Linked DNA regions of Mus musculus: region 1 is linked to region 2. Evidence: chromatin contacts called from ENCODE POLR2A ChIA-PET data. All regions are on one chromosome and are shown on one strand. Each heading gives the region's core, a stretch centred on a gene start or an enhancer-like site at or near the end of the contact. The rest is flanking DNA. Distances are from core to core; before and after follow the strand shown.

Region 1 (2,771 bases), core at 236-2,735, 95 kb before region 2:
ATGGGGATGGAAAGTTGGCTTAGTGCAACTTAGAGCACATGGTGCTCTTGCAGAGAACCTAAGTTCCGTTCCCAACACCCAAGTCAGGCAGCTCACAAACATCTCCAGCTGTAGCTCCAGAGGAATCCAGTACCTTTAATAGAGTACTTTTGAAATAGTTGTTGTGAAGTTTCTGCTCTATGCTCCCCAGCCAGAAGACTTAAGGTAAGCTAAGAAAGTGTCAAAAAGGGCTGGTGAGATGCCTCAGCAGGTAAGAGCACCCGATTGCTCTTCCGAAGGTCCGGAGTTCAAATCCCAGCAACCACATGGTGGCTCACAACCATCTGTAACGAGATCTGACTCCCCTTTCTGGAGTGTCTAAAGACAGCTACAGTGTACTTACATATAGTAAATAATAAATAAATCTTTAAAAAAAATGTAGCTTTCATAAGACTGTGTTAAAAAAAAAAAAAGGCTGCCTCAGCCAGCACAGGGGTTTCTTATAAAGAACTGCAGTTGGCTTTGTCTTTTAAATCTCCATTCTGACTGGTTTCATAGCGGAAGCTGGAACTGAGTAGAACACATTCTTAAGTGAATAAAGGTCAGCCAAGAATCTTGCTGATCCAGAAATTTGGGAGGAAAGCAAGGCTCTCCAAAGTTGCACGTTATTACCCAAATAGTTCTGGCTGGGTCTGTATTCAACTGGCTCCCATTCAGAAATGAATCACAAGTCATTCCTGAACGAGAGAGTCATTGAAGAGGCAAGCTTTGTGGAGTAAAGTATCACATACCTAGACCCTGTTCTCAAAGCAGTAAGACTACCTTGAAGCTCACGATGTTCTGGCAAGTGGAGCAGATGGATGGGTACCTGAAAATGGAAGGTTCACAGAGCTTGGTCATTTGTTTTCTCTTTAAGACTTTTCTCAATTCCTTTTTCTCACTAGCCCAAACCTGAGGCTTTGCATAAGCCAGCTCTTGACACTTTTGAGCTGTTAAATTGCTGATTAATTTGATAGATAACTTCTGGCTTATGCCAAGACCTGTGCTGCCCTGGGGATGCACAAGAGGATGGGTGGCACATTTCATTGGTCCCATGTGGTTTGCTTCTAGAAACTTTTGGAAGCATTGTTTGCTCCCTGTCTTGTCTCCACTCCCTCCCCATCTCGCTATATACCCCAGGCTGGCCTCAAGCTTGTGTGCTCTGTGCTGCTCCTCCACTTGAGTAATGAGATTGTAAGTCTCTGCTACCACACCTAGCCTTTTGGGACACCCCCACCTTTTTTTTTTTTTTTTTCACCCACAGCAAGAAAAAGTATTAATTCTGATTAAGTCTAATTTTAAAGCTTGATTTCTCAAGCAAATACTATTTCCTTCTGGTACTGATACTCCCTCCCCATCCATCACTGCCTGCATGCCTGCACATCCTGACCATGTGTTGACCACTTAAGAGATATCAGCCAGCTTGTTTCCTAATTTGGTTACGGTACGCTCCGAGCAGTCTTGCCTAACCTTAGAAAAACACAAACACAAGGAATAGCTCCCACAGAGCAGAGGGGAATTTCCTCTTATCAAAACCCACAGTTCCCTTCTTACTTCCTCTACAAAGAAGAAGTAACATTCTGAAGAGGTGGTTGCTCTCTCTAAAGTTCCCTCTTGAAGCTTGGCTTCTTCATCCTTAATTCTTTCCAAGTTTAATTTTATTCTTAAGGCCCTCCATTTTCTCTTTTGTTTTTTGGGGTTTTTTTTTTGTTGTTGTTGTTTTTGTTTTTTGGTTTTGGTTTTGGTTTTGGGTTTTTTTTTTTTGTTTTGGTTTTGGTTTTGGGTTTTTTTTTTGTTTTGTTTTGTTTTTTTTTTTTTTTTGGTTTTTCGAGACAGGATTTCTCTGTATAGCCCTGGCTGTCCTGGAACTCACTTTGTAGACCAGGTTGGCCTCGAACTTAGAAATCCGCCTGCCTCTGCCTCCCGAGTGCTGGGATTAAAGGCGTGAGCCACCATGCCCGGCTTGAGGCCCTCCATTTTCAAGAGTTAGTGATACACACCTGAAATCCCAGCACTGAGGAGTTAGAGGCAGGGAGAGTTTGAGCCCAACCTGGCTGCATAATGACCTTGTCAAGAAAAAGTGGGTGAAGGGAGGAGGGAACTGTGCATTTTCTCCTGGGATAGTTATGAACAGAGAACAGCTAGGTATATTAATTCTATGGCATATGGTAGGTAGGAGGCAGCCAACTTCCTACAAGAAGCAAGAGAGTAAATATTTTAGGTTTTACAGACCATACAGTGTGTCAGGCTGTTCACTTCTGTGTTTATCATAAAAGTAACTGGATCGCAAGTAAACAAGTAAATAGGTTGTAAGTATTAGAGGTGTGATTACTAAGTGGTTGGAAGGTCAGGTGTGGCCACCGTGTGGCTGCCTTGAGTACACTCTAAGGGAGAGAACAAGGAGTAGGGTGGTGAGCACAGCATACTAGTATCTATCAGGTCATTTTGGTTTGCTATGATAGGAAGACCTCCTAAGTGCTGAGGTCACAAGCAGGCACCACCATAGGTGAGTTCTCTGCATAGGGATCTCAAATGGGATGAGAGGGATGTTTGCTGGCATGCATAAAGCTGGTTTGGAGGGCTAGACAGACATCGGTTGTGTGCATCCCTCCATAAGAGGGAGTCCTGAGGGTCAAGAGAAAAAGTATATACACAGCCTTTGTTTTTAACAAAAAGATTACATTTGTCACCAGATCATTCTGATCTTTTTAATTTTTTTTAAGAATTGATTTTTATGTATGTGGATATTTTGC
Region 2 (2,711 bases), core at 105-2,604:
ACGGAGAAGATCTAAGCTAGGTCTATGGAGTCCCACGCCCCCAGCCGGGGGGGGGGGGGGTGGTGGTGGACAGTATTGCTTTAGAATGTGTTAGGCCTTACCCACTTCCCCACGTCACCTTCTCCCAGCAGAAGAAGCCTACGTCCTGAACAGAGGGGTGGTACATGCCTTTATTCCCAGCACAAGAGACAGGAAGGAAGATTTCTGCGAGTTCGGGGCCAGCCCAGTCTACATAGCGAGTTCCAGGATAGCCAAGGCTATCTGGTGAGATCAGATCTTTCAAAATAGAAGCCCACCTCCTCATGGCGGAGCCCAGAGGCCTGTGAGCCTAAAGGGAGCCCAGGAGGAAATAGGGAAATAGAAGGAGTGCAGAGATGCTTTTGTGCACTGGGTCAGGACCCAAGGGAGGGGACATGTCCCCAACTCACCCTGGCGCGTGGACACGTTCCTCTCGTTGGCCGCCTGCAGCACCACCTGAGCGCAGCTCTGTTCCAGGGCGAAGAGCTCATCTTTGCCCACCTTGGTGGCCTTGCCAGCCTTGAGGGTGCCGCTGGGCCCGGACGGAGCCAGGTAGCGACCTTCGCAGTCGCGAAAGGCCACCTTGCCGGAGCGGAACTCCAGCGTGAAGCCCGTGGCGGGCTCCGGCCGTGCCACAAGGCGCCCGTCGTGGCGCAGGAAGCGGTGGTCGGACGTCTGCACACTGTAGCGTTGGTCCTGGAAGGCCAAGGTGATGAGCGAGTCGACGCCCCAAGGCACGTCGCGGTCTACCGCGATCTCGTCGGCCGGCCGCGCGCTCAGATGCGCGTAGCGCTTGCGGGTAACGCTGTAGATGTTAACCTGCGGGTGCATGGCGATGTGCACGCTCCACTTCTCGGCCGGCGACACGCTCTGCGCGAAGCAGGACAGGCGGTCCTCGGTGCCGCCAAAGTAGCGCCGGTGAGCCTCGGACTGCAGCGACCAGCGGCCGTCGTCGTGCGCCACGACGAGAAAGCGGCAGTCGCCGTCGGGCACCTCGCGCTCGCAGGTCACGTTGCCGTCCTTGTCGGCGGCCAGGTAGCGACCCAGGTGGCTGCGCAGACACACGGCCGCGCTGCCCGCCTCATCGGGAGGTTGCTCCAGCGTCCAGATCTGCTTCTTTTTCAAGCTACTAGCGGATGCGTTCACCTTGAACCCGAACGCCTCGGCTGTCAGGTACTTGTTGCCGCAGCTGATGAGCCCGAACTGAATCTGCACAGCCTCTGCCGTGCCGTTGGCGGTCATGGTGGCGGAGGGCGGCCCGGTGGCCCCGGGAGCTTGGATAGCTGTGCCCGACCTCCTTTGTTCAACACGGCTTAGCCCGCTGCAGTTCTCCACAAAGCCAGCCCGGCGGCGCCCAGGGTTTTATAGGAGGATGACGTCACCGTGGCCACGCCCCTACCCGGGCCTGCCGGGGAGGGGGCTCTGCAGCGCGCGCCCGGTCCCCTGCGCTTCCCCGGAGTGTTTTTCTGGGGTTTAAGACCGGGTTTCACTCTGTAACTCAGACTAGGCTTGAAGTATCTGTGTGGCTCAGGCTGGACTCGAACTCATAGCAGTCCTTCTGCCTCTGGCCCGTTCGTGTTTGCTAGTCCATTTAACTGTTCCTCCACAGTCGTGCTCTGCAGTAGTTGGCTGATCTCCAACTTTCTCCTGCTCTCTGAGGCCATCCTGAAACACCCCTACCCCCAAACCCAGTCGATGGGAAGGACCAGGTTTAAGATAATGATCCCTTCAGGATGGAGGGAGGGTCCAGGGTGTACCAGGAAGTAGCCTTAGAGCCGGTCCTTGAAGAAGCCAGAGACGCCAGAAGGGTCTGGGGTAGAAAGGAGGTTAATTTCTAGAGAGGCGCATGCAGAGCCCTACCTGCCCCGCCCGCCTCAGGGTTTTTCAAGGCCTTGTAGCCTGGGCCTCCTGAGCAGAAACCGAGATTTCTATTCCCGGGTCAGCATAGAGTACAGCCACCTTGCTGACTCTAAATAAATTGTGGTAACTGTGGCCCAAGTCAGTGGCCCACAAAAGTCCCTACTGTGGTGATGCTCAAGCCCCGGGGTGCTGGTCTACCAGGAAGCAGGGTAGGTAAGGCAGGAATAGTGGTCTCTGTTTATGAAGACATCAGAAAAGCAGGTCAGCTCCCTAGAATGGCACAGCCCCAATGTACCTCCTAACTGCAGCCCCTCAGGGTTCCAGACCAGAGGGACATTCCCACAAACACCACCTCCCACCTCCCACCACACACCACCCCACGTAAGAACACTTCCCTTTGAGTTTCTGGAGGACTGAGACTTCTCCTGGGACATTCCCCACATGCCAGGCAGGCCCCTGGAATGCTGGCCCTACCCCAGGCTGCCCACAAGATCTGGGCCCCTGGCCCTTCCCAGCCACAGGCTGGGCAGGGTACTGAAACTGACCAGTCTTCACGGTGATCTGTGTCCAAACGCATCTCTGTCCCAGGCAAACCCCTCCAGCGACCATCAAAGGGGAAGGGGAGATGGCATGGCTTTCCCATCATCAAAGGTCAGTCCTGACAAGTCCCTAGAATCCTTGCTGGGACATCTAGTTCCTCCCTTAGAGGTCACAGGAAAGGTCACCAAGTTCGCGGCCGATAGCCAGCCATCCTCTCCTGCTGTGGGACTTTGCACAGGTTACTCTCACTCTCTGAGCTCTCCTTCCTCTGTAATAAAGACACATATTCCTGG

Evidence for each region. ChIA-PET counts read pairs that join two places held with the same protein, here RNA polymerase II (POLR2A).
Region 1: POLR2A ChIA-PET joins it to region 2 with 80 read pairs in Patski. The contact joins the enhancer-like site here to the promoter of Fscn1 in region 2. POLR2A ChIA-PET finds 5 or more read pairs at or near these places in 2 of 5 experiments (Patski and embryonic stem cell).

What each region holds. Positions count from the first base shown.
Region 1 is chr5:143,054,530-143,057,300 of GRCm38, reverse strand. The region is part of intron 13 of Rnf216 (ring finger protein 216); the gene reads left to right. Gm43380 (a long non-coding RNA gene) reads right to left here. Exons shown (of 3, transcript XR_003955828.1): 2 at 771-2,771. Among named protein-coding and RNA genes, the nearest start is that of Gm43380, 17 kb to the right of the region's middle. Within about 2 kb of position 1,485, at least 1 of the 3 ENCODE cell types and tissues checked has a DNase peak (open chromatin) inside an H3K27ac peak, as active enhancers do.
Region 2 is chr5:142,958,998-142,961,708 of GRCm38, reverse strand. It overlaps Fscn1 (fascin actin-bundling protein 1), which reads right to left and starts at 1,354. Exons shown (of 5, transcript NM_007984.2): 1 at 429-1,354. The coding sequence starts at 1,260.